Linked DNA regions of Homo sapiens: region 1 is linked to region 2. A link is a loop called in an ENCODE intact Hi-C map of the cell type or tissue named here. Cell type or tissue: Calu3. All regions are shown on one strand. Links, peaks and the distances in the headings refer to the core of each region. The heading gives the core; the rest is flanking DNA.

Evidence for each region. A loop is a pair of places that touch in the nucleus more often than their neighbours do. Peaks named below come from ENCODE experiments on the same cell type or tissue, not always from the same donor. Only the 100,000 strongest peaks of a DNase experiment are listed, where the experiment ranks them.
Region 1: it touches region 2 in a loop (4-fold over the local background); 2 of 110 quality-filtered maps call a loop at or near these places.

What each region holds. Positions count from the first base shown.
Region 1 is chrX:34,573,816-34,589,909 of GRCh38, reverse strand. No RefSeq gene overlaps it. Among named protein-coding and RNA genes, the nearest start is that of TMEM47, 75 kb to the left of the region's middle. In Calu3, for the core only: no CTCF peak of the experiment used is centred there; no DNase peak of the experiment used is centred there.
Region 2 is chrX:34,885,201-34,901,294 of GRCh38, reverse strand. No RefSeq gene overlaps it. Among named protein-coding and RNA genes, the nearest start is that of FAM47B, 50 kb to the left of the region's middle. In Calu3, for the core only: a CTCF peak has its summit at 7,312 (motif pointing left); no DNase peak of the experiment used is centred there.

The DNA of each region.
Region 1 (16,094 bases), core at 4,393-12,392, 310 kb after region 2:
TCTCCAGCAGTGGTCACAAACCAGAATGGAAACTCAGAAATGACAGATAGACACTTCAAATCAAGATTACAAGAAAATTCAATGAGATCCAAGACAAGGTTGAATATCAACACAAATAAGCTTCTAAATCAATCCAGGAAATGAAGGAAAAGGTAAACATCTTAAAAAGAAATTAATCAGAGCTTCTGGAGTACAAAAACCTTAAAATACAACTGAAAGCTTTATCAATAGACTGAACTAAGTAGAAGAATGAACTCCAGAGCTTCAAGATTGCTCTTTTAAATTAACCCAGTCATACAAAAATAAAAAAGGATTCTAAAAGATTAAGTCCTTGAGAAATTTGGTATTATGTAAAGTGACCAAACCTACAAATTATTGGCATTCCTGAGAGAGAAAGAAGAAAAGGAAATAACCAGGAAAACATATGTAAGAGACTAATTCAAGAAAATTTCCCTAATTTTGCTAGAGAGGTAGACATCCAGATACATGAACTTCAGAGAACACCTGAAAGACACTCATGAGATGAGTGTCTGACTTCTCATCAGAAAACTTATCAGATGGGAGAGATTAGGGCCTATTTTTAGCATTCTTAAAGAAAGGAAATTCCAACCAATAATTTCATATCCTGCCAAACTCAGCCTCATAATTGCAGGAGAAATAAAATATTTTCCAGACAAGCAAGCACTATGGGAATTTGTTACTACTAGACCAGAATTACAAGAGATTCTTAAGGGAATTCTAAACATCAAAACAACAGAATGATACCTGCTACCATAAAAGATCACTAAAGTACATAGCCCAAAGACCCTATAAAGCAAACACAAAATAGAAACTACAAAGAGACCAGCTTACAACTTCACAATAGGATCACAACCTCACATATCAGTATTAACCTTGAATATAAATGGCCTAAATGCCCCCACATAAATGGCACAGAGTTGCAAGTTGGAAAAAAAACAAGACCCATTCATCTACTGTCTTCAAGAAACTCATGTCACACAAAACAACCATAGGCTCAAAGTATAGAATTGGAGAAAAATATGTTATGCGAATGGAAAACAAAAAAGAGCAGGGGTCATTATTCTTATATTAGATGAAGCAGACTTTAAACAAACAACAGTAAAAAAGGACAAAGAAAGGCATTACATAATGATAAATGTTAAACAAAAAGGCATAACTATCCTAAATATATACACACCCAACACTAGAGCATCTAGATTCATGAAATAACTGTAAGACCTACAAAAAGACTTGGACAGCCACACAATAACAGTGGAGGATTTCAACATCCCACTGAAATCATTAGATGGATCATCAAGGCAGAAAACTAATGAAGAAATTGGAGATTTAGATTTGGCCTTCGAACAATTGGACTTAGTGGACAACTATAGAGCACTCCACCCATCAACCACACAATATATATTATTCTCATCTGCACATGAAACATACTCTAAGATGTACCACATGTTCAACCATAAACCAAGTCTCAATAAATTTAAAAAAATGAAATTATACTAACCATACTTTCAGACCACAATGGATAAAAATAGAAATCAACTCCCAGAAGATCTCTCAATTCCACACAATTACATGGAAATTAAACAACTTACTCCTGAATGACTTTTAGGTAAACAATAAAGTTAATTTTTTATTAATGAAAAATTAATAAAATTTTTTGAAATGAATGAAAACAGAGATACAACACACCAAAATCTTTCACATATAGCAAAATCAGTGTTAAGAGGAAAATGTATTGTGCTAACTACTAATCTCAAAAAGCTAAAAATATCTGAAATTAACTAACATCACACCTAGAGGAACTAAAAAAACAAAAACCAAGAACAAACTAACCCTAAAGCTAGTAGAAGCAAAGCAATAACCAAGAGCAGAACTGAATGAAATTGAGACCCAAAAATCCATATAAAGAATCGACAAAACCAAGTTGGTCCTTTGAAAGGATAAACGAGATCCATAGACTGCTAGCTAGATTAACAAAGAAAAAAAGAAAGATCCAAATGAGCACAATCAGAAAAGAAAAAGGTAATGTTACATCTGATCCCACAGAAATACAAAAGATTCTCACAGACTTTGGACCCAAAGTAGACAATTTAGAGAAAACTAATTAAATATTTAATCCATTTTAATATGTGTACATTGTGAAACAGCTAAATCAAGCTAATTAACGTATCTATTAACTCACATACTTAACATTTTTTATGGTGAGAACACTTAAAATCTACTCTCTTGGCTATTTTCAAGTATACAATACGTTGTTATTAACCACAGTCACCATGTTGTATAATGGATCTCTTGAAGTTATCTCTCATATCTAAGTGAAATTTTATATCCTTTGACTAACATCATCCCAATGCCTCTCTTCCCTAATTGCTGCCAGTTCCTGGTGACCACCATTCTTTGCTTCCATGAGTTTGACTTTTTAGATTCCCCATGTAAGTGACATGCATTGTTTATCTTTCTGTGCCTAGTTATTTTACTTAACATAATGTCCCCCAGGTTCATCGAAGTTGTTACAAATGACAGCATTTCCTCCTTTTTAAACTAAGTATGTTTTTTGCACTTTTATACTTTCCTGTATTTAATACAGTTTATCTAATGAGACAAGCTAAATTTTAAAAATTAATGTACGTTTGTATTTAAAATAAATTTATGTTTGTGTTTGTTACATAGTTCATTCTGTAGATGGTGATAATCTGTGACGTTTCGGATTCTTCTCAGTGAGGTGTGCTGTAATGGAAAAAATGTGACTCAACTAAAAGATTTGCTTTCTTTTCCTGATTATTCTGCTAACTGCCTATATTTAGTGAGTCATTTGACCTCTTTGAGGTGAGTTTCTTTATCTGTAAAATGAAGAGTGTTGATCTACCTTACCTCAAAATTTCCATGTTTCCTTTGATACCAAAATAAACATTATGTGTGACTCTTCTTAATTGGATATCTTAATAATATTGCTAATACATTTTCAAATTTAAAACCCTCTGTACGTTGCATGTATTACATGTTTTTCCTAAAGCCCATAACACAAATACCTGAAGCCTAATAGACAGTCTTTCAAATCCTTGACAAAAAGTGTAACTTGTAATCACATTTAGATTTTGCTGTATTAAAAGTTCTCCTGAATTTGCTTATTGAAGGAAAAAGCCTTTTTTAGTAATTTATCTGAATGTTGAAAATATTGCAAGCTTGCGTTAAAGACAATAGTAACTTTCACATGCATATTCACATTAACAACCTCTTTTTTCCCAGTGAAAGCATCATTGGCTATAAAAGTTACATATCTGCTTTTTCTTTACTGAGTGAAATTGGCTTTTGACTCCTCTGATTACATGATAACTAAATCGGACATCTGGTTCTAAGTGATATGTTTTCTTTGCTTTTTCATTTGTTTATTGTTGTTTGCATTACTGAAAAATGCATTAAAACTGAATGCTGATGAAAAAAGCAGAATTCTGTCAGACGGAGAGAACAAGCTTTCTCACTGTAGATACCATTTTAACTTTGAATCTTTCAAGTGTAGGTTTTTCTATTTGTCTATAGTTCTTTCCCCAAGACATGTTTTTCTTCTTCAAGTCAGATAACACTTTTCAGGAGATAGGAAATGATGAGGGGATGCGTACTTTTTCTTCTCTTCATCACTTACCTTAGGTGGCTACAGTAATGCCACAAAATAATAGGGGTAAGTTCTAAATTGAATCTAGCAGCATTTTATGTTATATTAAGCAGGATTTTAGTTGGACCTTTGGTGATTTCATAGAGAACTAAGTGAGTTTAGAGAGTTCTAGATATTGGTTGTATAAAAGTCTCTCTCTGTATATATAAAATAAGCCTTTTAGCCAGAATTCTGAAATGCAAATAAAATGTAGACTTTAAAATACACACACACACACACACACACACACGCACACACACACAACCCAATTATTTAAGGAACCAGGAAAGATATAGTTCTGTATTTTATTATGTTATATTTTCACAATACTCATATATAAGACTCTGGAATCTCATTTAAATAACAGGAAGTGAATAAGCCTGACATCTAGTAACAATACATTTTGGGAAATGTACACCCAACTGTGATCTTTGCCTTCAACAATTTACAAATGACTTTAATAAGCCTGAGAGTGCTGTTCTCTAATGGCAGTGTGTAAAGATATTGTTCGGAGTAAGAAAACGGAAGCAGCTGGTACTATTGTGCGTGATTCAGATCACAAAAAAAAAAAGCGTATATCCTGTTTCCACCGTGTCCAGAAAATCTCTCTTAAACCTCAAAAAATTAGGAATCAAATTATTTTGAAGGCTTTTGTGTATCCTGTATTGTAATGAAATATAATACTTAGGACTCTGAAATTTATTTCACTTCTGGAGAGTCCTGCAATTTGAGAAAATAGTGAGAAAGCGCTATTGAGAAAAACAAAACAACATAGCAATGATTTAAGCTATAAATAGTCATGGTTTTCTTACCTTTTAGTGAAACACAGATGTCACATTTGGAGCAAGACTTCTGTGGTAATGTGTTTGAAAATAAACACCAACAGTTTTCATTGAATCTAATTTACCTGCTATTGATTAGTAATGCTTAGCATTTTGAGAGCTTGGAAGAAAACGTGGGAGGAGGCAATCATCCCATCACTGTTACTTCACAGACAGCAAGGAAAATTACTTGAATTAAAGTCTATGCCCAAGTTCACATTCTCAAGCCTCCTAATAGATTTCTTACTGATGCCCTTCAATTCAGCTAAGGGAGCAAAATGATGTTTGTTAAGCATTGACTCTTAAAAGCCAGAAAATCCAAAGGAGATGCTGACAGCTGGTGATTTACTGAAGGAAGGTGAAGAAAGAAAAAAAATGGGTTGATATTTTAGCTTAGGTTCCTGACAGAGTCCAATATGTAGCTGCAGCTTGACTGTCTATACTCTGAATTAAAACAGGATAAAGCTGCTGGCTAATTATTCATAGGTCAGAAACTTGGCAGAGAGGTTAAAGAAACAAAAGTAGGTAGTGGGAACAAAGACTCTTTGAGGAAGATCTCATAAAATGGAGTTACTCTATCCTAACCGCACATTTAGAATAACCTGGAGCATTGTTAATAATGCATAGACCTCAATACAGACAAACAAAATTCATATAACCAAGGACGGTCATGGGCAGCCATGGTTGAGAACCACTGATTTAAATGACCATCACTATTTTTCTAGCATGTACCTATAATGGGGAAATTTTAGATTGAAAATATTTAATTAGTTTAAAAATATTTTTGTTTACCAAAGAGGAATTGTGCAGTTTGAGGGTATTTATTTAATAAACCATAATATGAGAAAACATATTTTAAATAACATAATCTTGGCTCACACATGATAGAAACTCAACGAAAGTTAGTCTCTGTTTTTTTTAGTACATCCGTGTATTTGTATACTCATGTAGGCACAAACACACATACATATATGGTAGTTACATGACATTAAATAAGTGTGATTTTTTTTCATAGAAATGGAGAATTAACCTCACACAGAATTAACCTCACTTATTATCATTATTTGAATGGCAACAAATTGTTTTCCCACAACAACAAAAAAATTTTGTTTGAGTTTTAGCATTACTTTCTAAGGTGTTATTACTTGTGTCTATAAAAGGAGTAAGACATCTGTACCACTAAAAATGATTTGGTTGCAAGTAACAGAAAATTTTAACAAAGATAACACTTATTGGCTCAATTTTCTGAAAATTCCAAATATGTTTGTGTTGCAGGTTGGTTTACACGTAGATGGCTTCAAGTTAGAATTGGTTCAGCAAAGTAAAAGTGTCACCAAAACTAACTTTTTATTTTGATAGAGTAACTGTTTTTTGCCTTCATAGAGTTGACCTATTCCTGAGGCTTGTTCCCCTAACTCTTTTAAGATGGCTGCTAACACAACCTGTGACACAGGCTGCCTAGTTTTCCTTCAGTGAGCAAGTGAGAGCATCTCTTCTTCCAACCATAAAACAGTGCTAAGCAACATTTTAATTAATTTATTTATTTTGAGACGGAGTCTCACTCTGTCACCCAGACTGGAGTGCAGTGGCACCATCTCGACTCACTGCAACCTTGGCCTCCTGGGTTCAAGCGATTCTCCTGCCTCAGCTTCCCGAGTAGCTGGGACTACAGGTGTGTGCCACCACGCCCGGCTAACTTTTTGTATTTTTGGTAGAGACGGGGTTTCACCGTGTTGGCCAGGATGGTCTCGATCTCCTGACCTCGTGATCTGCCCTCCTCGGCCTCCCAAAGTGCTAGGATCACAGGCGTGAGCCACCGTGCCCAGGCCAACTAATTCACATCACATGCTCATTCTTAACCACACATTGGCCTAAGGGGAATGGAATTATGTTGACTGGTTTGGGTAGATCCAAATCTGGAGCAAAGAGGTAGGATAACATGGTTGCCTTGTATACGTGTGTGTGTATGTGTGATGTGCTTGTGTGTGTGTGTGTGTGTGTGTGTGTGTGTGTGTGTGTGTGTATGATGGTAAGTGGGTAGATTCCAGGGAAAGCAACCATCAATGTCTACTACCTGATCAAAATAACATGTTTTAAACAACTAGATCAACTAAGAGTTAATAAATTAGAATTAATGAACATGTCTGAATATTTTTATTATCCACCATAGAAAATTATGTATGGTTAAATTATAAGTTGAGGTTCAGATGCAACAAACATTTTCCCTTTTGGATTCATGGAGGGCATAAAGTATCCTGCACGACACTATTTTATATATATTTATAAATTCATATCATCTATTATTTTGAATAATTTGAAAACAGTTTTGCCACTGTAACACTCCTTGTTATATTCAAATATTTCACTGGAGATAATACATATAGTTCAGAGGGTCTTAAGTGTTCTCACAGCAAAATAACCTCAGTGTTTCAGTAAAATTTTATGTGGGGCCCCCAGACCAAAATTCATATGTTATAGTTTTGTTTATTGAGTTATGCCCTGACAACTTAATAGGCATTTTTCACTGATAATTTAGTAGTCACTTGGGGAAAAAATGTAATACACATAGATTAAAAGAAAAATAGAACTTTTATTTCATTTTTAACTAGCCACAAGATGCATGTACCTGTTGAGCACTGTACACACTCTCAAACCTTGGAATCAGTTTGTAGATGATCGCCCTCATTTCTTGTACTATATTATTTTTGTGCAGTACTTTCTTTTTATCCTGGAAATTGCTAAAACCCCGTTTCACAAAGATACAATGTTACCAAAAAGGAATTTCACGTGATCTAATGGTGAAACTGGGAACTACCTTTCCTAGTAGTTTATACTGTGTCTGATGGATATTAGTAGATTCCTTTTGAATTTGTTTTTTAGTTTTCATATATTTAGAAAGTACAAGTGCCATTTTGCTACATGTATAAATTGTATAGTAGCAAAGTCTGGGCTTTTACTGTAGTTATCACCTGGAGAGTAAACATTTTACCCACTAAGTAATTTTTCACCCCACACACCGCCACCCCCAACTTCTCACCCTCCCAAATCTCCATTGCCTATCATTCCAGTCTCTATGTCCATGTACACACATTATTTGGTTTCCACTTATGAGTGAGAACGTGCCGTATTTGACTTTCTGAGTTACATCACATCAGATAATGTCCTCCGGTTCCATCCATGTTGCTGCAAAAGACATGATTTCATTATTTTTTTTTATGGATCAATAGTATTTATTTGTGTATACATACCACATTTTCTTTATCCAATTATCCATCAGTGGGCACTTAGGTTGATTTCATATTTCTGATATTGTGAATAGTGCTGTAATAAACATACGGGTTCAGGAATATTTTTGATATAATGATTTTTTTTTCCTTTGAGTACATACTCAGTAGTGGGACTGCTGAATAGAATGGTAGATCTATTTTTAGTTCTTTGGGAAATCTCCATACTGTTTTCCATAGAGGTTATACTAATTGCATTCCCACTAACAGTGTATATAAGTGCTCTGATTTCTGCACATCCTCACCAACATCTGTTATTTTTGCCTTTTAATAGCCATTCTGACTGGTGTAAGATGGAGTCTCATTGTGGTTTGGATTTGCATTTTTCTGATGAAGAGTGATGTTGAGCATTTTTTTTTTCATATGCTTCTTGGCCATTTGTATGTCTTCTTTTGCAAAACGCTTGTTCATGTCCTTTGTTTGCTTTTTAATGGGGTTATTTGCAGGTATTTTGTTGAGTTGTTTGAGTACCTTTTAGAGTCTGGATATTAGTCCCTTGTTGGATGCATAATTTACAAATATTTTCTCCAATTGTGCAGACTGTCTGTTCACACTATTGATTATTTCTTTTATTGTGCCCATGACCAACACCACGCTGAATGGGGATATCTGAAAGCATTCCCCCAAGATTTGGAACAGGTCAAGGATGCAGACTCTCACCACTCCCATTCAACATAGTACTAGACGTGTTAGCCAGAGTAATCAGGCAAGAGGAAGAAAGAAAAGGCATCCAAATGAGAAAAGAGGAAGTCAAATTATCTCTCTTTGCTGACAATATGATCTTATACCTAGAAATCCCTAAATACTCCTCCAAAAAACTCCTAGATTTAATAAATGAATTCAATAAAGTCTCAGCATACAAAATCAACATACAAAAATCAATAGCATTTCTATACACCAGTAATGATCAAGCAAAGAACCAAATCAAGAAGTCAATCTGTTTCGAAATTTTAAAACAGCTCTTAGTATCACAAAGTGCCTTGATACACAGTTTAGGAACTGTAGTTATAGTTGTAAGAAGACACAAAGCAAGAGTCAGAATTGGAAAGGCAGGCTTCCAATTACAAAATATCAAAAGATGACAACTAGTATTAAAAAAAAGGGAATCATCATGTACGTTTTTCAAGTATCTTCTTAAAAAGTTACATATTTGATTTGTATAAAAACATTTTTTACTTTTACACATTTTTTCCAAAACGCATTAATGTAAAAAGTGTATCATATTCTATAAACTGATCTTTGGAGTTTTTAAAACCATCTATTACTTCTATAAGTATTTCCTACTAAAGATTACTGTGGAATTACAAAATCATTCTAATGAAAAATGGGAAGAGGACAGTTCAGGAAGAGATACAACCTGACATTTTTATAGATTGCAAATTTCACTACATTTCTACCTAAAAATGGTACCAGTACCAAATGGCAGTAATTCCTGGGACCACTGAATATTCCGAGCTAACTCATTTGCCTTATTGACTTATTTCACATTTGTGACTAGGGAAACAATACATCATTGTAATTTTTCCCTTCTGAATTTCCTCTTACAATGGCTGATTGTTAAAGAATTAGGACAGATAAGTGCTACTTTTACTCTTCTAAATAATGACCAAAAAAAGCCCATAGGCTAATGTATCACAATAAGATATTAGAAGGAGAAAAATCGATTGTCAGTAAGACACTTTGTAATAAATCTTACAACAGTGACCTTGCTTGGCTGCTATATACTGTATAAAGAAGAGAAGCCAATCAAAACTGCATGAATGATTAATGCATTTCATACAAAGCTCGATGATATCCTTAGAATATATTTGCTAAGGTGCTGCAGTCATAAGAAGTCAAACAAATGTGAGAGCTCAAGTAAGGAGTTTCAGAAGGAGTTCTTAAGAGAGACACATGCAGCTAATTTCTTAGTTTCTGTTGACTGTACAAATGGAAGTACTGATATCAGAATACATGTTGTAAGGAAAAAAAGACATTCAGATTGCCGTTTGAAGTTATGAAAACTAGGGGACTACATAGTAGATTTGATTACTGAGAAGTCTTATAAGAGGATTCTGCATTTTGTTCTGTTGACATTAGGTTTAATAACATGATTTTCCTTGGTCAAACAATGCGTGCCATTTTGCAGCACAAATTTTAAGAGTGAATGTGTGGTTCACCATATCTTTTTTTTTCTTCCTGCCTCAATGTATAGCAGAGTTGCAGCTGCTAGGTATGTAGAATGACTGAGCCTCTGAGATATTTAGGTTGTTTGTCACTGCAGCATAGCATAACCCATCCTGACTTATGCAAGTTATTGGGCATTAATATTAGTAGAAACTGAATTTGGGGAAACTGAGGAAGAAGGAAAAGAAGCAATGGCTTTCAAAATGGGCATATCAAGGTTTTTTGAGCAGGTAAAAGAATCAGGCTGTAGAAATGGAGAAAGAAGAAAATAAAGCTTTGGCAATAGCTCCACTGTTGGAATCCACACCTTGAGACTATAGTGAATGATCACAGCTCTCAAGATTATCCTGGAACAGTCACTGCCATATGTTTTCTCTGAGCTCAAAGGGTTTCAGCTACTTTCTTATGGTCTCACAACTAGTAAGTCCAGACTCGAAACACATTGCTTTCAATTCTATTACACTGTCATCTAAACACAGAACATGAGCACCTGACTAAGTGTGGCAACTGCTCAGAGCTCCATTGGAAATTGGAGAGAGAACCTGATAGGGGGAGTGCAGTTAGCTAACAGCCTCCAGCTGCAGTGCCTTTAGGATTTGGGATTCAGTGTAGGCATTTGAGCCAAGGATACACTCTCCCCAGGAAGTCCCCAGCCAATGACTGAGCATGGAAAAGGAATTTGGGTCTGGCCATTTCTGCCCAATGCACTGTCTCCTATGGGCAATCTTTACGCTAGAGCTCTCCATTCTATTGCCAAGACCTTCTCAGAGCTGCACTGTGCTCTGAGGCTCTTCCTATCCCCTCCTCCTACTTTCCCCCTTCTCCATTCACAGGAGGGGGTCAGAACAACATTATTGTCAGAAGATTTTTCTGACCTACTCTTGGCCCCTTCCCCCTTATCTTACATAGGTGTCATCTGTTAAAAAAAAGTATTCTGACATTTGTAAAAAGGTAAGGATGACTTCATTTGGGAACACTATTGCAATAGATGTTAACACTACCATAATAGGGGAGAGAGATTAAGCTCAACTCCTAATACAGTAGATAACTGGGGATTTATAGCCAATGAGCAGAATGAGGGGCATCAGAGGATGGAAAGTTAGGAAGAGGAAACATCAAGGGTAGGGTCATTTTTGCTAAACCAACTTAACAGGATTCTTGCTGAAGTCAGGCCAGGATAATCTGATATCAAGGCATTCTTACTACACTGCCTCAGCAGGATTCTTGCTAAACCTGGGCTAGGCAGTCCAAAGACAGGGCCTAGTTGAAAAGAGGGCTCAGAGAAGGCTGTCTAAAGTTTGGCCAAGGAAGCAGTCTTTGTCACGCCCCAATAAATCTCTTATACTCCTTATTCCATCTTGGCATCTACTTTGTGAGCCCTTGAACTGACACACTTAGGTGAACTGGAAAATTTGATTAACACTATGTAGAGTGGCAAAATATGTACACCTTTATGCCAATATTATTATGGCTTGAAGAATAACGTTTCTCCTGCTTAAAAAAATAAAAATGGTTAGAGATTTGAGTTCTGGTAAAATGCTGCCATCTATGGGCGATTTCTCTTTTGTTAAGCACTGAAGGTAGGAATTCATACAGATTGTCTTATTTAATGCTCATACAACATTGCAAGTTAGATTATATGATTATTTTTATTTTATACATAAGGAAACTAAAGCTGAAGTGAAATTAATTGTATAAGATGATCCTTATAATAAATAGCAGAGACAAAATTCAGGGCCAGATCTGTCATAATTATTTATTTATTTATTTATTCATTTATTTATTTATTTTTATTTTATTTTTTTTGAGACAGAGTCTCACTCAGCCACCCAGGCTGAAGTGAAGTGGCACAATCTTGGCTCACTGCAACCCCCGCCTCCCGGGTTCAAGCGATTCTCCTACCTCAGACTCCTGAGTAGCTGGGATTACAGGCGCGCGCCACCATGCCCGGCTAATTTTTGTATTTTTAGTAGATGGGATTTCAACATGTTGGTGAGGCTGGTCTCAAACTCCTGATCTCGTGATCCCTCTGTCTCGGCCTTCTGAAGTGCTGGGATTATAGGTATAAGCCACCGTGCCCAGCCAGATCTGTCATGTTCTAAACTGTCACTATTTACTCAGGGTCAAACTGCTAGCTGATAAACTACTGTTATGCAGTTTTGCTGTGTGTTGGGAAAGAGGTGTAATATTTGGAGTTTGATTTGTTGTAGGAAAAAGTTGAAGGACATAAGAGATTTTGTATTAAATTGTGAATATAACATTTTATGCACACTTTTCCCATGGTTATGCCAAGCGCCTGGGGTGTAAAACCTGTTAGGCTCAAATGGATGGTTTCAATTTGTGTGTACATCTCTTTGGATGAGGAGTTCTATGGCTAACAGAAATCTGAGAACTGTAGAATACAGTAGAAAACAGAAAAAAATAAATGGTTCTAAATTCAACTTATATTCATAATATTAATTTTATCTCTTCTGAAAAAATAAGAATCTGAGAAAGTTTGGTCATGGACCCAGATTGTGACTCTCAGCTCTCTAGACTACTTCAGTAACTGCTTACACCAAATACCATTCCTACTTATGTACCTTCTCCTTTGTAGTACCTGTTTTAGCCAGCAGTGAACACTGGAGAAAGCTGGTGATTTATTGTGTAATGGAAATTAAATAAGGAAGCAGCAAGTTAAGAGATAATGTCAATAGTCTAAATGGTATTGTTTAGTTTTTGTTTTTCTCTGAACTCTGACTCTGAACCCATTGATTCTTCATGTGACTTATCCCAGTTATGCTGCCTTAGCCTGAGTCATGAATGGATTGATTCTTTATCTTACAAAATGAATATTGAGCTCTGTAGTAGATATTATCATTACTGTGCCAGATCCCTCAGATTCCTTTTTACTATGCACATGTGCACCTAAGCTCCCCTTTGGTGTGCTTTTGCATCTAACAGTCAGCAACTTTGCATCTTTTTCACAACACTGCCCTTGGGCTACTGATGGCTCTTTTGCAGTGCTTGCATGTACACACACACACACACTACACATACACTACACATACACATACACATACACATACACATACACATAGCTAGAAATGCCTAGGGATTTACATCCTCTGTTTGATGGGCAGGACATAAAAACCCAGCTTTCTTTTCTTGGGACAAGATATCTCAGACTTAGCTTTCACTCCAGGGTTACCCTATAGGATCAGACTGAAGTTTTATCATCTGTAGGAATTGCCCTGAGATCAAATCTTTGTTAGACTTCCACCCCTTGCCTATCCTGTTGCCCCCGGCTCCCTTACCAGTTTCCCCTGGGTCAAGAGCACTTTCTTAATAAATCACTTGCACAGGAATCCTCATCTCAGAAACATTATCTGTTTCTAACCTAAGAAAAGCACCTACTAAACCTAAGGCAGTATGCAAAGCGATAAATATGACTGTTGCCTTCAAGAGGTAATTGAGTAATCACAATAATGTGTGCTATAACACAGCTGATATATATTATGAAATGATATTACTGAGAAGTAATATCATTTCATTACTGAGAAGGAAGTGATTATCATTAGCAATTCTATTTACACAAATTAACATTTAAGCACATTCTTTAAGGGTGAATGGATGGGTAGGTATTACTAGGATGAAAAGAAACGAAGGGTGTTTGGAGCAAAAGAAACAGACTCTACTTTGATAATAGTTTCCCTGGAAACGGGTTTTGTAGATTTCATTTTATTTTGAAGCCAGTGTTTAACAGAGACCTGTGGTAGATGAGCTCCACTATGAACTCTGAGAAGGCAGGGCTCTTTCTGATTTATACTGGTTATATCACTAGTGCGTAATACATGGTTTAACACGGATGGTCTTTAAAATATTTTTGGACAAGTGAACCCAGAAACAAACACATTCTAACTTTCCTATTTTCTGTTATGTTCCCCAAGTTTAGCAAGTTTAAATTATATAGAGAATCTGCATATAATAAGAAAACACTCAATAGTCTAAGATTTTTTTTTCTTTTTTAATGTACTAATTCATAAAGGTAACGTTTAATCAACTCGCTTAATATTTTTAAGTCCCTACTGCATTGCAGGCACTTTGCTGTTTTGTGATTATAAATCCTAGTCATTCGGAACTTAAGATTTATAATTTGGGCAGTAGTACACATTCAGCAGCTAATTGTGTGACTTTGAGCAAGTAATCTATCTCCATGAAAAGAATAACAGTGCCTATCTTATAGGGTTCTGTGAAAAGTATATGAAGAAATGCATGAACAATTCAAACCATAGTGCCTGGCATATAGTAAGTGCTCAGTAAGTGTTAGTTGTTACTCATGTTAGTGTTATGATTGTGACTTTTTTTCCGTTATTCTCTCCTGCACCAGACTTATATAGGTTCTGTGACTTTCTTTGCTGTAGAGTCAGACTTTTATTGTGTTCCATTCTTTTGAAAGAATAAGAAAGATAAATGAGTATAGCATACTATTTACAAAAACCCTGACATCCCCATCAGCTACAGAATGCTTAGGTTCCTCATTCGTCTCCAAAAAAATGATTAACTCTACATCTTGGCAGGACAAATTCATATGTAATCAGTTGGCTTCCATCTAATGAATGACCATGTAGATTTTCAATGTAACCAAAGGAAATGTTGCCTGCAATTTTCCAAAGGAACTGTTCCCTAGCAAACAAGGAAAAACAAAATGCCTTCGAGATAGGAAAAAACAACGTTAAAGGTATTCAGTCAAACACTTAATAAATATTCAGATGTTACATAAGCCATTGTAAATCACTTAAGAAAGATTAGATGTTTTCAAATTTAAAGTTAGAACATATGAATTTTGCACATTTGATTCTGTTCTGTAATTCTAAAAAATTATTTCTCAGCTTATTTTATTTGAAATAGGATATTAGTTATGATTTTCCCATTGGTGATTTTTAAAGAACTATAATGTCCCACTTAATATGTTTCAAATATTTTCATATTAAAATGCCTAATTTGATAATAAATGGAAAGTAGAGCCTCATAATATTTATCTAAGACTTTAGTATTAAATACATAAGCAGTATTTATTTTATTTTATTTAGGATAACTGATATTTCAGTCACTTGCCAATAACTTCAGTATGATTTTCTGCACATAATAATTGGAGGCGGACACTGGGAATTTTCAAAAGATAATTTGACTATCGAGTTCTGTGAGGTCTGTCATTTCTCATTGCTTGGTTAAGTGAAACCTGCTTAAAGACTTGACCATGAAATATCATATGCTTCTTGACACCTATACTTCAGATAGAATAAAGGCATCAAAAATGGTTATTAAACATGAGGCTTTAATTTTGTCTCAAGTCATTCCTTTGTATTTAAAGTTTTAATTATAATATTAAAAATCAGGTTTGATATTTTACACTAATTTTATTCATTTAACTTATTTCAAAATGAAAATGATATACAATGCATACAACTTTTATTTAGCACCTCACTGTGATCTAGGAAATGGTACTTGTTCTTTAGTATAAGCTCGAAAAATGGCTCTTGTCAGTTTCCAATACTGTTCACACACTACTTTGAAAATTTTCTTTAAAAATCTTCAAATCAATATTTTTTCATTTGGTTCCAGCCAAAATAGCTTTTACCTGCTATTGTGAAAATTACTTCATTTGGCAAGTAGAATGACTAAATCTGGATCATGAATATCAGAAGTTCATGAATTTCCAATTTATGATGAAAGGCTCTAAAATATTCTTTGTGCATTGAGAAAGCTTCTTAATTCAAAATAATATTTTTAACAAAACTAAAATATCACCAAAATTACTCTAGGAATATCTGGGAAAGTGTTATGTGAAAGTATAATGCAATGTTTAGGTAGTTCATTAAATTTTGTCTTCAAGAGCCATCAATTTTTATCACTCATCTGAATAACTTATAATATCAAGCAATCTGATCAACAGCTATTTATTGGATTCAAAATTCTTCTAAGCATTGTACATAGTTCAAAATAAACAGAAGACATTGATTTTGCTTTTAAGAAGCTTAGTTCTTATTTGGGGATATACACTGAATAAAAATAATTTTATCAGAGAACAGTTAAATATAAATCTGTATGGCACAACTCTAAGTTTATTACTTTGTAAAAGAGGAAAATCATTAAAGGTTGACATTTAAGGAAAAG
Region 2 (16,094 bases), core at 3,671-11,670:
ACTACATTTGAATAATTTTATATCAGGTAATAAATAATATTTAAGAGTGATATCAAATTAATGTACAGAAGGAAAGTACCTCTTTTATCAGTTTTAGGAGAAATGGCCAATTTTGGCATTGGAGCATATTTATGAGAAATAATAAATATGTTAACATCCTGGTATAGAATTCTAAATTAGATCCACCATAATATATTTAAAAGTGTATGTAGGTTTATTTTTTGGTTGTGGAACAGAAGATGGGTGGGTGGAGATATGTGGGTGCTAAGGAGCACAGAGAACATACTTTATTATTCATTTTGGTTCAGTGGAGAAAAATTACTAAAGGAGCTGGGCTACAGCCAGCAGAATCAGCAACAATTTCTTGTGATAAGGATTCAGTGCTGTATGAGAACTCATATTCTTGGGACTGTATGTTAAAACAATGGAATTTCAACATCAAGGAAGATTACCACTTAGCTGAGATTTGTGGTTATATTATTTCCCAATATCAAAAATGTTTTTGATGAAATTCTAAAGGGCTCACATAATGGTTTATTTTAATCCTATAAGGAAGAAATAATCCCCATACATCATTTTTTTACTTATGGAAACAAAAATATCCAAAATATTGGGTCACTTGAGTGAATGTAATATCAATGGCAAATTTAGATGAAAATATGGAAGATTAAATTTTGAGCCAAGGAATTATGAGTGTGAATTGGGAAACTGATGAGAATGGAGATGCTTTTGGAAATTCAAATAATTTTATTAGTGGCATATAATTAATGTGAACAGTATATAAACTAAACAGATAAGTGGCATGCTTATTTAATAATTAGAGAGTTGTAAATTCATAAACTTCTAATCAGGCTTCTGTCTTCATCAGTAGCTTTATTATTTTGGGGGGCATTCTATCATAACTCCATTTAATTAATCAATCTGGCCAATCACAGAGTGGATGGGTTATCACAGATAACCATAGACTACTGCAAACTTAACTATGTAATAGCTGTTATTGCAGCTGCTGTATTGAATTGGGTTTGTTTACTAGAGCACAATAATGCAAACTTTGAGACACGGTTTGCAGCTATTGATCTAATAATGCATTATTTTCTATATCATTCAATAAGAAGAATCAGAAGCAGTTTGCATTCACATGGTTGGAAAAAACAATGCTATACATTCATAGTAGTTCTTCTATTAACATATATTAATTAGTATCCTATTTAATATGTATTACTTCATCTATAATAACTAGTCCAGCCTCTTATAGAATCCAGTTCCTTAACTAGAAGCTAAATAAATTCAAGTGACTAAAGTGTGGCTCTTTCTAGAAATGTCAAATTACTAAAAAAATAAAAGAGTAAATATATGCACTGAGAGCTAATATACTTAATGCCATTATGCTACCCAGAGAAATTGTCAATCAAGGTAGAGGCCCACAGTAAAAGAAATTCTACAGAATTGAAAGGAAATTCTTTGATATGTTTTCAGTCTAATGGGTTGCTATGTCTAAAGCCTTTAGGCAAAGACCTCTTATACAACAGATAAAAAACAATGAAAAGGTTTAAAGATTACATTATAGATGCAAAAATCTGGTAAATAACTTCATATTGTACCTAGATTAACATCACAGGTGAAATGGAACAATTTTCATCTAAACTAAAAGAAAACACAACCTGGCTATCTAATGTAGATGGAAGAAGTTGTTTGAACATGTTTTCTTGGTCACGCCTGAGAAGTATTTGACCATATGTACAGAGCGCCCTTCAGACTCTTCTATATATTTCTAATTTTTGACTTAAAGTCTGTTTATCTGATATAGATATAGCTACTCCTGCTCATTTTTGGTTTCATTTTGTGTAGAATATCTTTTTCTATCCCTTCATGGTCAGTTTGTATGTATTAAATGAGTTCCTTGTAGGCAGCATGTAGTTGCGTCATGTTTTCTTTAATTCATTCAGCATGTCTGTCTCTTTTAAGTGAGGAATTTAAATCATTTATATTCAAGGTTATTATTGATAGGTGAGGGCTTACTCCTGTCATTTTGTTAATTGATTTCTGGTTGTTTTGTACATCCTCTGTTCCTTTCTTCCTCTCTTAATGTTTATAAATGAGGTTTGTTGGTTTTCAGTAGTGCTAAGTTTTGATTCTTTTATCTTTCTCCTTTGTGTATCTGCTCTAGCAGTGAGTTTTATACTTTTGCCTGTTTTCATGATAGTGATTATTGTCATTTTGCTTCCAGAATAGGACTCCCTTGAGCATTTATTGTAAGGCCAGTATACTAGTGATGAATTATCTCAGTTTTTGCACATTTGGAAAATACTTTTTTTCTCCATAATTTCTGAAGGATAGCTTTTCTGGGTATAGTATTCTTGACTGCAATTTACTTTTTCTTTCAACATGTTGACTATATCATCCCAAGATGAATATTTTAAGCTAATTTTACCATGAAAATTCATCTCTTCAAAAGTAATTATATGAGAAAGAAATATTAATAAAAGGAATTGTCTCTATGTGTCATATAACAGGACCCATAAAAATGACTCAAACTAAGTCATATATAAACAAGATCTAGGGAAATCAGTAAAGCCAACAAGGTAACGAAGGCCAAATTATCTTAAGGATGGGTAGATATCAAAAGAGAAATGAAGAAGACTGAATTGTATACAGGGTAAACAATATAGAAGAAGAAAAGTGCATTATTAGGGAATGGTGAGTAGTTGAGTCTGGCAGGATCACAGGGCTCTTCCACCAATGTAGCAGAAACAATTCTCTTTTGGAGAATTTTGACAATCAGCTAAAAGAATATGTGCACACATTTTATGTGTATTTGACTTTTTTTTAACAAATAAGGGAAAAAGTTATTGTGGTATTTCAGGAAGGTAAATCTGAAAGTAAGAAAAATTAATTGGAGATCAGGTGCAGTGGCTCACGCCTGTAATCCCAGCACTTTGGGAAGCTGAGGCAGGCAGATCACTTGAGGTCAGGAGTTTCTGACCAGCCTGGCCAACATGGTGAAACCCTGTCTCTACTAAAAATACAAAAATTAGCTGAGTGTGGTGGTGCACACCTGTAATCCCAGCTACTAGGGAAGCCTAGGCAGGATAATCTTTTGAACCCGGGAGACAGAGATTGCAGTGAGCTGAGCTCGTGCCAATGCACTCCAGCCTGGGCAACAGAGCGAGACTCCATCTCAAAAAAAAAATTAATAATTGGATATAGGAGACTCTAGATAACATTAAGGAAATATTGGAATGACTTCTGTATTAATTAATAAGGCTTAGGCCTTGGAGGTGACATTGCCCACAGATAGAACAACCATTGTGAAAGATTATGAGAAGGGAAAATCGTTAGGACTTAATGAACTACTCTTGGAGGTGAAAAAAAGAAAAGTCAGAACAATAGAGTTTCAGGATATGATGACTTGGAGATCAAAGTAATTTTAAGAGTGAAACAGAAATTCCAGAAAAGAACTTGATTACTTTTATATGACATGCTGACCTTTAGCCAAGGTAATTCTTACATTCTGTAAGACGACAAATCTTTACAGTAGTAAAGATTTTTTAAAATAAAAACATTAAAAAATAAATACTTGTTAATTCTTGGTGTTATATATTTCTCTGTAATTTTCTGACACTTTTCATTTTTTAAGATAAAAAGAAAATAAGTAAAGGCAATAAGGGCAAATAAGTGTGTTAATAAATAAGAGCTCAAGGATGAATAGGTTAGCTTATTTTTAGTTTGGGAAAAGAATGTAGGTGGACAAGAGGAAACTGTCATTTATTATATAAAAATAAGAAGGAAGACATAGAGGAAAGAATTGATTGGATATCATCAAAGGCAGTTAGATAACATGGAATCAGGGGAGTTAGAAGCTTCGAAAGTAAATTGGAAGTCCTGCCCTGGGATGAGAGGTTGAGCTTAAATTTACGGAATCATCTAGAGTCAATGAAGAAGGAAGGTGTTTAGATAGTGAATTTTCTAATTATATGCAGTCAGTCTTTCAACTAGTTTGTAGATGTAGTCATCTATTAAGAGTAAGATGCTGATTAAATTATACCACTGAGGAGTGTATAAAAAGTCTGAAGTGGCTTAGGTGATCACAATAGAAATTCAACAAGAGGTTTTTTTTTATTGATGAGGAGCAGTGAAAGAGCACGTGGGGTTAGAAAACGTTAATTTGTAATGGATTTTCAAGGCAAATAATTAGAATTTTCTTCAGATCAACTCTTGACAGCAAAAGCTTGGTAACTGGAATGACAGATCTGGTAGTTCAGAGTGTGAAAGTTTCTATGTGAGAAAGAAAATAAGATCCCTGGCTCGGCACGGTGACTCACGTCTGTAATCCCAGCACTTTGGGAGGCCGAGGCAGGTGGATTCCCTGAGGTCAGGAGTTCAAGACCAGCCTGGCCAACGTGGTGAAATCCCATCTCTACTAAAAATAAAAAAATTATCCGGTCATGGTGGTGCGTGCCTGTAGTCCCAGCTATTCGGGAGGCTGAGGCAGAAGAATCGCTTGAATCCTAGAGGTGGAGGTTGCAGTGAGCCGAGATCATGCCACTGCACTCCAGCCTGGGTGACAGAGCTAGACTCCATCTCAAAAATCAAATCAAATCAAAACAAAACAAAAGAAAAAGAAGAAGAAGAAAAGAAAAGGAAAGGAAAAAAGAAAAGAAACCAAGAGCCCTAAGACTTGATAGCTGATAGTTGGCCTTATTGCTACGAGATAGACTATAGTAAATTCAGGCTGAACATAATTTCATAGAACATCAACATTGGCTGAGAATTCTCTGTAACTGTGATAAAACAAGATGAAAACGACGATACTCTATGATACCACTGCAACAAAAATTTAAACAGCACAACATAAACAAAACCTCTGTGCAACCACAAAAAGGACCAAATATTCTTCTCTCTCTGCTAACTTAATCGACTTCTGTTTCTGAAACGACCTTGTTGTATGGAGTAACACCCGAGGTTTGTTGTCTCATTTCCACGAAGAACAAGGATATGGATACACAAAGAATGAGGTTGAGAGTGGAAGTTTAATAGGCGAAAGAAAGAGAACAGCTCTCTGCTGCAGAGAGAGGTCCTGGAAAAGTGGGTTGCCAGACCTGGGGTGAAATGCAGAGGGTTTTATAGATGAGCTGGTGGGGAGGTGCTGCCTGGTCTACATAGGGCACGAAAAACTGATTGGACCAGTTGTGCCATTTGCATAGGGAGTGAATCTCTGGCTGCCCCCTGCTAATTTTTTGTTAGGCAGGCAGGATCTCTGCCTGAGCTGCTCCATGTTGCTCATTTCTTTATTACTGTACACGTGGTAACAAAAAAAGGGAAGATGGAACCTCCATGTTGGACATGCCTGGCCCCCAGGTAGCCCTTTTCTATTGGCGCAACTGCTAGCACTCCCCCATGCAATCTTGCAGCTTCCTTATCTGTATTTGCAGCTTGATTTTTCAGGCTGCTCATTGTTACAAAAGAAATGATTTTGGGGGTTGCTTTTTGCTAGAAAAGAAATTCTGCCAAGGACTCTTGCCCTACTATCTGCCAGAATAATTTCTTTCTATCTCCTGTATTATTTATTCCCCAGTGGTGATTCTAGCCCTGCTCAGTTTCTTCTGCCACCCTGAAAAAAAGTGTTCTTGCTTTTTGCAACATACACTTCAGAACAAACGTTCACTTCCTCAACTCCTGTTTGAAGTGTCCCACTGTTCTTCACGGTTTAGTCTTTCTTGTTGCTACAGTTAACTCAACTTTGTTGACTATAGGTATTCCTGGCAGTCCCCCATTGAAGAGCATCAAGATAAACACAAAACTTGGCACTTTCATCATTAACACAACTACTCATGGGGCCAAAGCTTGGAAGGCACAAGTAAAACCAGAAGGAAGCTGATGGATTGATAGATAGAAGGACCAGAGAGATAGCACGCACAACGATGGTGGAGAACTGGTTTAGTGTGTAAGATACTGTAGACAAGGAACATAGGAGAAGACAGACTTCAAAATGGTGATGACAATTTGTACTGAGTCCCTACTATTTATTGTGCAAAACACAGCTTCTTAATTTCAGTAAGCTCTAGTACTCTAATTAAAGACTAATTTTTATTATGAAGATGGAGCTTAAAGAAAGCTCTTTTTTTCTCAATGTGAATAATCATTTGCACATCAATTCACATTCACAGAATATTTTCAAAACACAAGAGTGCTGCAGTGTTCCCTCCCTTTCTCCAATGATATGATAGAGAAAAAAAAGGAGACTATTTCCTACTCTAAGAGGGGAGCTGAAAGAACACTGTCTCTCCTCTCTTGCAGGGTAATGTAACTCAAATTAAATGAAAATTCATTTATTTTGTCATTCGGAGACCACGTCAATCACCAACTTGGTCAATGGAGAAAAATTATCACTAAATATTTAATCTTGTTTAAACTTAGTCCAATAATATTGAGAAGCATCTTTCAGAGATGCAGATTATCAGGATAAAATATTTGGACTCCCAGAAAGCCTCCACTTGCCCCTGCTTCTCACCTTAATGTGGTCTTGTGTTATATTGAGAGAGGGATTTTAAAGATCACCTTGACATGAAAAGGGACCAAAGTCCTCCAAAGTGATGCCCTCTATTTTCCTGGTCTCTCACAACATTCCTTGTAAACATGGACGCAGTTAACCTTGCTAGTAGTCATGGCTGAAGCCTGTTATTGGTTCAGTTAGTGATCTGGTCCCTTTTAGTTTGGTTCGTATGATTGGTCCTCAACTCAGTCTCCACTGGCTCCAGGTTGCTGATTGCAATTGATCCCCTATCACATCTATTAGCTTGTCAGCTACAGGGTTCCTTTTGACAGGCCAGCCAGATCCTGACTGAATACCCGTGACATATATGAATTGGGGTTTCTTCAGGAAAGGAAATTTCAGGGCTTCCATCTGTCAGATCCCATCAAAGTGCCAAGTTCCTAGAATCTCATTCAAGGTTGGTAGGAGAGGGGGCAGCCCAAGAAGTAAACCTTTTCTAGATCTCTCAAGTAGCCTCCTTCTCAGACTTTAATGTTATCCTTATTTATCAGAGATAGCTCCTTCCTATACTCTGCAGCCACAAGCAGGGAAATTGGTGACTGCTTCTTTCGTTCTCTCCCTCCTTTTCTTCTTTCTTCTAGTCATTTTCTAGACAGAAATAGGCAGTATTTCTCTATACCCTCCCTATGCGCTATTTGCCTTGTGCCATTGGGAAGTAAGCTTAAGAGACTAAAGTCCTATATGGGTGGGATAAGGAATATTTATAAACTGGATTCACTAGGCTGACACTTCATAGCCTATGATATGGATAATACTTATTAAAGACAATTCTGGACCTGCAAGTCTGCCACCTTGTGGCACAGTCTAATTTAAAATATTATTAACTATTGCCTAGGTCTTCTGTAACCAATTATAATTACTTCTCAGGTAGATGGATACCTAGGAAAAACTAAGTCAATTATAGTTTACAGGGAAAGTAAGAAAGAAACAAACTAATCTGTTAGTTCAGGGAGAACTGATTGATAATGTAATTGAAGTTGTGTTAATGGTGTCAATTCATGACAGCAAAACAGCAACCAGGAAGAGCACTAGGGTTTATGACATTGTGTGTCTTGACACATTATTTCGGATCTGAGTGTTTGGGGTGGTGGTAGAGGTCCTCTAATTATTTTTCTTTTGCTAGAGGGACATTTGATTACTAACACAGAGAGACAGCACCATATAAAATTATACATTCTACACAATTTACTTTCTCTTTCAAGTTCAATATACACAACAAATGGTGAAATATTTATTTATTAAAAATTTGTAGTCTGCAGCCCTCTCAGTAAATGATTCTATTTTTTTCAATCTACAATATGATTCACGTGCTCTATAACTGTTCTAACTATTCTAGAACTATGAGGGTAATGCTAGGCATAAGATGGAAACATCTCCCTAATCAGAAGAGGGAAGTGAAGATTTTAATGTCTATTTAAAATCAGTTAAGGTCTATAATAAAAATGCTAACATAACACAAAATATATTATTAAATATATTTACACACTAAATATCCCCTAGTGTTGTACAAATACTAAATCTTAACCAAAACTGGATTACATTGTATGATACTTAAATTCTGCTTTTCCTACTTCATGAATTATTTCAAAGGCAATTTTCACCAGCATGTGACTGTAAAGTGCTGATATATATATATATATATATATATATTTTTTTTTTTTTTTTTTTTTTTTTTGAGACGGAGTCTCGCTCTGTCACTCAGGCTGGAGTGGAGTGGCCCAGTCTCAGCTCACTGCCAGCTCCGCCTCCCGGGTTCACGCCATTCTCCTGCCTCAGCCTCCCACGTAGCTGGGACTACAGGTGCCCGCCACGACGCCTGGCTCATTTTTTGTATTTTTAGTAGAGACAGGGTTTCACTGTGTTATCCAGGATGGTCTCAATCTCCTGACCTCGTGATCCGCCCGCCTCGGCCTCCCAAAGTGCTGGGATTACAGGCGTGAGCCACCGCTCCAGGCAAGTGCTGATATTTTTAACCCTCTGTAAATACATTCAAAGTTTAAACACAGTAGAGAAGTTTCTCATCTGTTGGAAATCTCACATAGCTATACTGAGGAAAAGAAGTTGAGTTGTCTTTCAAATTGGACATACTAATTTAACTAAATATATTATATACCATACCATACGATGTCAACGGATTTTAAAATTGGTAGTTTGAAGGTTAAAAGTCACTCACTTCACATAAAATATTAAATTGTGGAGTAACAAATAGGATAATGATTTAATACCAGTTCAGTGATCAAGTTACATTCATTTAGAAATGACTGATTTTATACATATATGCCACAGGGTAGTACTGATTTAGCAAAATGTGCTTCATTTCCATTAAACAAATTTACATCACATGCATACAAACAACCTGCAAAATCTTCACTATATTCTATCATAGATATCCACTGCAAAACACTGTAAATATTATCATCTTAATAATTCTCATTGCTTCTCTAACTGTAGAAATATTTTGAGTTTTGCCTTGACTGCGGGCAAGATTTTAATATGGAATGTTTTCAAGGCTTCACATTCCAAAGGACATGAAATGCTATTTTAGGCGATAATTTCTAAGAACCTTGGTCCTATACAGGCAGGACTCATAAAAGCCAATCCTTTGATTCTCTCCAGTGATCTCATGTGCCTACAGTAAAAACGACTTTAAAAAAAATTTACAACTCTATCATGAATATATTGCCCTTTTGATTTGACCCTACCCGACCAGACAGATCACCAGCTGAATGGAATCTAAAATAGTTTATGAGGTACTACAGTTGACTGATACATAAAGGCAAAATACATGAAGAATATATTTTACTTTGTTGAGTAAACTAAGGGTACTAGGATGACTACAATTGTCCAGAAGCTGTAATCAATGTACCTGTTATATTCAGAGGAGCATTAAAATTTTAGATTATCATTAGCAACAAAGAGTGAAAGCTAATATTAATCTCAGCATAGCACCTTGTTCCCTTAAGCATAAAGAAATAGAATTTGGCAATGCTGCATAGTTTTGGGGACGTAATACAGTGACAAAAAGATATAGAGTTCCAGGTCATTGTGGTGAATGCTTTGTGGTGATGTTAATGGTGGTGATAGTGATAGGCTTAGTGGGGTGCATGCCACTGAGGGGCAGGGCCATAGAGAGGGAAACGAAGCCATCTGAAACAAGTAATAATCAACATCAAAGAGCAAGATATATGAAATGTTTTGAAAGCATGCCCACAAATTCTTTGAAGCCTTCTTTAAAAGCTGAAGCCGAATTCCCCTCATTTTGAACTTAGGCTGGCCTTGGTTACTAGCTTCTAAATAGTAAAATGTGGCTAGAATGATGCTGCACCACTTCTGAGGCTAGGTTTGAAAAGGCATAGTTTCCCTCTGGCTCACTCTCTCTCAGGATATTCACCCTTGGAACCAAGGCCACATGAGAAGACCCCCTTGTAGGTGTTCCAGTCAATACCCTTTTTTGAGATCTCAGTTTACAGCTAGAATTACCTGCCAGCCATGTAAGATCAGACATTCTCACAGATGACTTCAGTCCCTGTCACTATCAAAGTGCATGAAAGACTTGAAGCAAGAACTGCCCCGCTGAGTACAGTCAGCACCCAAAACCATGAAGAGATGATAGTAATAATAATAATAAATGACTGGTGTTTTACTTTGTTAAGTATTGGAAGAGTTTTATGCAGTAATAAACAACTGAAACAATGGGACATTTCCAAAACTAGTGGTCCTGAGAGGTGGCTTGTGTGGACATTCCTGCCGAGGTTAACATGCTGTTCTCCAGGGACTAAAGCAATTCTTAAATCTCTATCAGAGATGCTGAAATGCAATTCACATAAGGCAATATATGATGGCAAGTAATAGGGACATGCTTTGTGTGATATCTCCTTAATATGAAGTGATTTGTATATAACCTACGAAATGGGGAGCTAATGAGTTATAATTATTCCATTTGTGTCCAGCCCTGTCCAAGGGAAAGTGTGACTTGACCACCTGCCATGAGAATTTGAGGTAATTTGGCACTCTTGCACTAGAGACAGGGGATATCTGAGTACAATCGTCTAATGGAACTAATCACTTAATCATTTCTGTTTATTTCACTATATATTTATACACCATGTTGTTTCAGAAAAGATTTGAGTAAGTTTAAAAATATATATCCTTTTGGGAAAGAGAGCATAAATTTAAAATGTGACAAATTTGGCTCTAACTCTAATTTTTGTTTCTTTCTTCTTCTTCTTTTTTTTTTTTTATGGAGTCTTGCTCTGTCGCCCAGCCTGGAGTACAGTGGCATGATCTCAGCTCACTAGAGCCTCTGCCTCCCAGGTTCCAGTGATTCTCCTGCCTCAGCCTCCCAAGTAGGTGGGATTACAGGCTCCCACCATGACGCCTGGCTAATTTTTTGTATTTTTAGTAGAGATGGGGTTTCACCGTGTAGGCCAGGCTGGTCTTGAACTCCTGACCTCAAGTGGTCCTCCCGCCTCAGCATCCCCAAATACTGGGATTACAGGTGTGAACCACCATGCCTGGCCTAGCTCTAATTTTTCTAATATCCAAAATACAATGAGACATATAGACAATTACATAATTCACAGAGTTCATAAAATTCAACAAAACAGTTGCTCAGGGGTATACTTATTCCTAAAATAAAAAGTGAAATAGAATTATTTTTCATTCTGGGCAGGGTCAAAAGAAGAGGTTATGATGTGTTGTAAATGAACAACATCTTTTAAATTACTACACAGGCAAGATCCGGAAGAGTTATTTTTCCTGTTATTCTTTTACTTTCTCACAGTTTAAATTAAATAAGTAATACATTTTTACTAAAAATAAGAAAACAACAGGAAAGCATATAAATTAAAAGATGAGAAAATATCCCTTTATTTTTGCCCTTACCCTGATCACCAAATTTGAAATGACACTTTCATCAAACAAACCATTTTAGACTCTATTTAATTTCTTAGATTTGTTTATTCTTGCCATGGCACCACACAGTTTATCAAGATTGTTTCTCAGACTATTCTTCAATAAGGCTGACAGTAAAAGCATTTCTGTATGTATGAATATCAGGGAAGGAGGCAATATAATATGATCTAAGTACCAGATCTTCTGTTATGACAATCTAAGGATTCATTTTTTAATGTCTGGAAAAGTATATGCAACACATCTCATTCAAACAACTCTTCTGAAATATTATTTTTTTAAATCAATTGCACTGGTAAAAATACTGAATGATGGAGAGCATGAGATGATTTTTTCTAGTAATTGTCTAAAATATAGCTATTAAGCATTCAATATTAGTTTAGAGTCATAGGTCTTAGGAGTAGCAATTTAGGGGTATAGATTTAACATATTTTGGTGAAACTGTAGTATGAATTCATCTGGAATAGAGGGATAATCATCTTCTCTGAGGAGAGTTGAGTGGGATCAGGACAAACCTACCTGAAGAGCAAAGTTTCCTTCCATAACTTATTTAAATAGAAGGCAATTCGTAAAGGATTGGGTGACCAAGGCCCCAGGGTCTTGCCCCATGGTTCCAGTCATTTAAATGTTAGCATTACCTTCATTTGATTACTTTCCTACAGAAAAGGAAGAAACACATCATTTTTTATGAGTATCTGTATCTGTTGACAATTTTATTTTTCAGTTCAAATTATTTCATCAACATTTTATTTATCAACATTTTCATCCATGATTTGAAGGAATGTGTTCATGACTTAGTACCTAATTATGCCTGACCAAGTGAAGAGAATCAAGTGATTCAAAATACGTTGTCTGAGTCCATTCATCCCTTCATACAACAAATATTAACTGTTTAATATTTTATTTAATATTTAACTGGCATTGTATTGATGTGCTGACACTGTCTTTGAGGCTGGGGTTAAAATATTTAGCAAGAGAGACATATCGGGTTTTTCTGGTCTTCTGGATTTTTTTTCTATTTGGAAATAAAAACAATATACAAATAAGTGTGATATTTCAGATGATGAGCATTACGATTGGGTTGTGTCTGTGGAAAATAATCTTTGGACTTGTAGCTGTAAGACTAAAGACAAGAGGAAATGAATATAAACACGGTAACCTAGTTTTGATAAAGTCATTTCTCATTAGAATATAGGTTATCGATTCTGAATTTGGCACACAGATATACTTGGATTGAACAAAAAAGTAAATGGATAGCAGGTGTTAATCAGGTTTCTAACTGTTGAGTAGAATGTTACAGATAAACGAGGGGGTAAATAAACCCTTTGATACTGAATTAGGATTGGAGACCAGTATAAACTCATTTTTATCTTAATTTAACATAGTTGGATACATACAGAAATAATTTTAGACAGGTGTGTATGCATGGTTTATTAAGCATACATATCTTTCTTAGCTCTGTTCACTGAGAGGGCTTATAAGCAAGTATACCTCTGTTGCAATAATCAAGCACTCAGGTCTTAATTTGTGATACCATCCTCCAATCACAGGAATCAGGGCTTCCTGGAGAAATGGCTGGGGCAGAGAATATACAAGATGAGCCTGGAACATCTAATAGTACCAGAAAGTAATGCAGTGTTCCAACAAAAAAGATGAAGTCATGTCAAAGAAACACAGGAGCCAACCTGAAAATGTTCCCAGTGGGCAAAGCTAGAGCAAATTGAGCAACAAAAACAACAGCAACAACAAGAAAAACATTGTAATGGATCATAATACAAAATATTATACATATATATATATGAATCCATATGAAAATAAATAAAAGATCAAATAAGTAAATATATGAGAGAGAGGGGAGAAATCTGTGGTACAGAAAAACAATTTATATACTCACATCTCATGGAATTGGAGCTTAACACTCCACCCCTTGAGTGTGGACTGCACTTAATGACTTTCTTCCGGAGGGAACTATAACGGGAGGCAGGGGAGTAACTTTACAGTGGAAAATCCTAACAAGCACTAGCTCCATCCCAGTGACCCAGGTTAGCTTCATCGGTGATGCTATCATGTGGATAACATGTACCGTTGATACGATGTAATAAGTATGGCGCTTCCCATCTCTAGTCTTCCTCCCAAAACTCCATAACCTCAGTTTAACCATGAGAAAAACTTCAGACAAACCTAAATTGAGGGACATTTGACAAACTACTTCACCAGTCATTCTTAGAACTGGCAAGTCCATCGAAAATAAGAAATATATAAGAAACTGTCAGAGTCCAGAGGAGGCTAAAGAAACATGGTGATTAAACATAATGTGGTATCCTGATTGTGATCTTGGAACATTTTTTAAAATTAGATATAAACTAGTGAAATCCAAATACAATGTGGAGTTTAGTTAATAGTAATATACTAATATTTGGTTTTCTATCATATGAAATATAGTAATGTAAGATGTTAAAATAGAGGTAACTTGATGTGATATATAGGAGCTCTTTGAAATGTCTTTGCAACTTTACTGTAAATCTAAAGCAATTCTAAAATTAAAAGTTTATTTAAATTTAAAAAACCAGGCTTTGTGATCATAGAGTGAGGATCAGAGTGAGATGGTTACTTTAGATTGGAGGTAAGTAGGGGAAAGTTTTTCTGAAGGTATGGTACTTGAACTGAGGCAGAGCCAGGGATACAAAGATCTGGAAGAGGGGCATTCCTGGTAGAAGGAATAGCAAATGCAAAAGCTTGAGGCAGGAATGAGCCTGTGATTTTTAAGGAATAGCAAAAAGCCTGTGGCTAAGACCACAATGTATGAGTAGAGAAACTGGTGATAAATGAGAGCACAGAAGAAATAAAGGGAGTAGAATATCTAGGGTTTTTCAGGTTGTATGTCTGTCTCTCATATTGGACTAGGAATTTCCTCACCGTAGAGTATGTGGCATCCTTTTCTGCTCCAACTCTATGATATTGACTAATAAATACAGTATGTTTTTAGTAACTGAATTCAAAATTGAAGGAAAAAACATAGACCCAATGGTGTACAGAAAAATGTTTAACCATTGATTTGCTAGAGGACAAGCCCAGATTTGTAGTGTTGGCCAATTTTCTTGATGTACGTAATCTCACTGCAGTCAATTTCAAGCTACCAATGTGATATTACTAAAGGAGGCATTGGGAAGAGGTGTACACAATAAGCTCTCAAGAGCTAGTAGAGCTCCAGCACATCACTGTGAAGACACCACATAGGATCTCTCTGAACAAAACTCAGCACAGTTTTCAGGTGGCTATGATTCCACCTAATTGTTCAATCACAAACACATATTTTCCCAACTTTTTCAGAAGGACATATGAGAGACATTATTAAATGTCTTCAATCACAAGTCAAAGTTACCCAGAAAAAGAAAATCCAATTGATAGGTACTTACTTCGGTTTGTTCTTGGTGAACTAATTTTTGCTCTCCCAAATCACCAATTCCCATTCACAGTACCTACCCACAAATCATCTCACCAGAATCATTTACTAAGGATTTCTGGGTATTAATTTTGATAGTTTAAGTAGCTAGTTGGAATCTCCATCCCAAGGTCCTGGAGTAGGGCCAGCATGCTAATATTGGAAAGGTTTTTCGGAATTGAGCAATTCTTCCCTGGATGCCTCAGACAATTAGGGAGAGCAACATAATAAAGCAGCTGCTCTATGTCCTGATGAATCAAGAAAATGGAGGTAACCAGGGTTGAAGGAATAGCATGAGGATGCATGGAAAGGGAACAAATCCAAGAGACTGTTCTAGCAGAAGCAGACAAGAACCCATAGTTTTTCATGAGTCTTTTGGAGAAGTCTCATAGGATGGCATGGACTTACAGTCATCATTCAGTTTCCTAAATTGTGGAGTAGATTTTATGTGTATGTACAATGAAAATTACTGCAGGCCATATTTCAGTGGTGTACAATGCCAAAACACAAAGATCAGCCTTTAATAGTAGTGTGGTCTCCAATGGAGATGATAGATCAGCTCACATTATAACTTTAGAGTGGAATCAACTGTAAAAGCTCACTTAATCCTAAAAATAGCCTTCTGATAATATTCTTATCTCATTTAAAATACAGAAAACAATGCTCAGAGAGTTAAGGCATTTGGCTGAACCGTATGAAATCACCATATTTGTGGGTGATAATGCAAATATTGATACTTCCATAGTCAATTCTGACCAAAAGTTAGTAACGAAGCAAAACCTGACTTGAACCCAGGTTCTCCAAAACCTGGTCCTGTTTTCTTTCCATTTAACTTCATTGCTTTTCTAGGATGACAATCTCTGAGCTTATAAACTTCTAGAAAATTGGGTTTCTAACTTTCAGGCATGGCTTGAAAACAATAAATGGTCTAAAATTATTAGAAAATCATATTGCTAATTTAGTTTTATGTTTACAAGAGTTCTTTGCCCCATTGCTTACCAGAATTGCCTAGGGAGATTAATAAAATGCATTTTCCTAGACCACATACATGGTTATTCTGATTCATAAAGTTTGTAACAAAGTTCAAATTCTATGTTTTTAATAATTATCTACTGTGTTTCTGATATACCTGGTTCTGGAGAAGCTCTGGGGAATCACTGAGATAGAAAAAGAAACTGATATGATGAA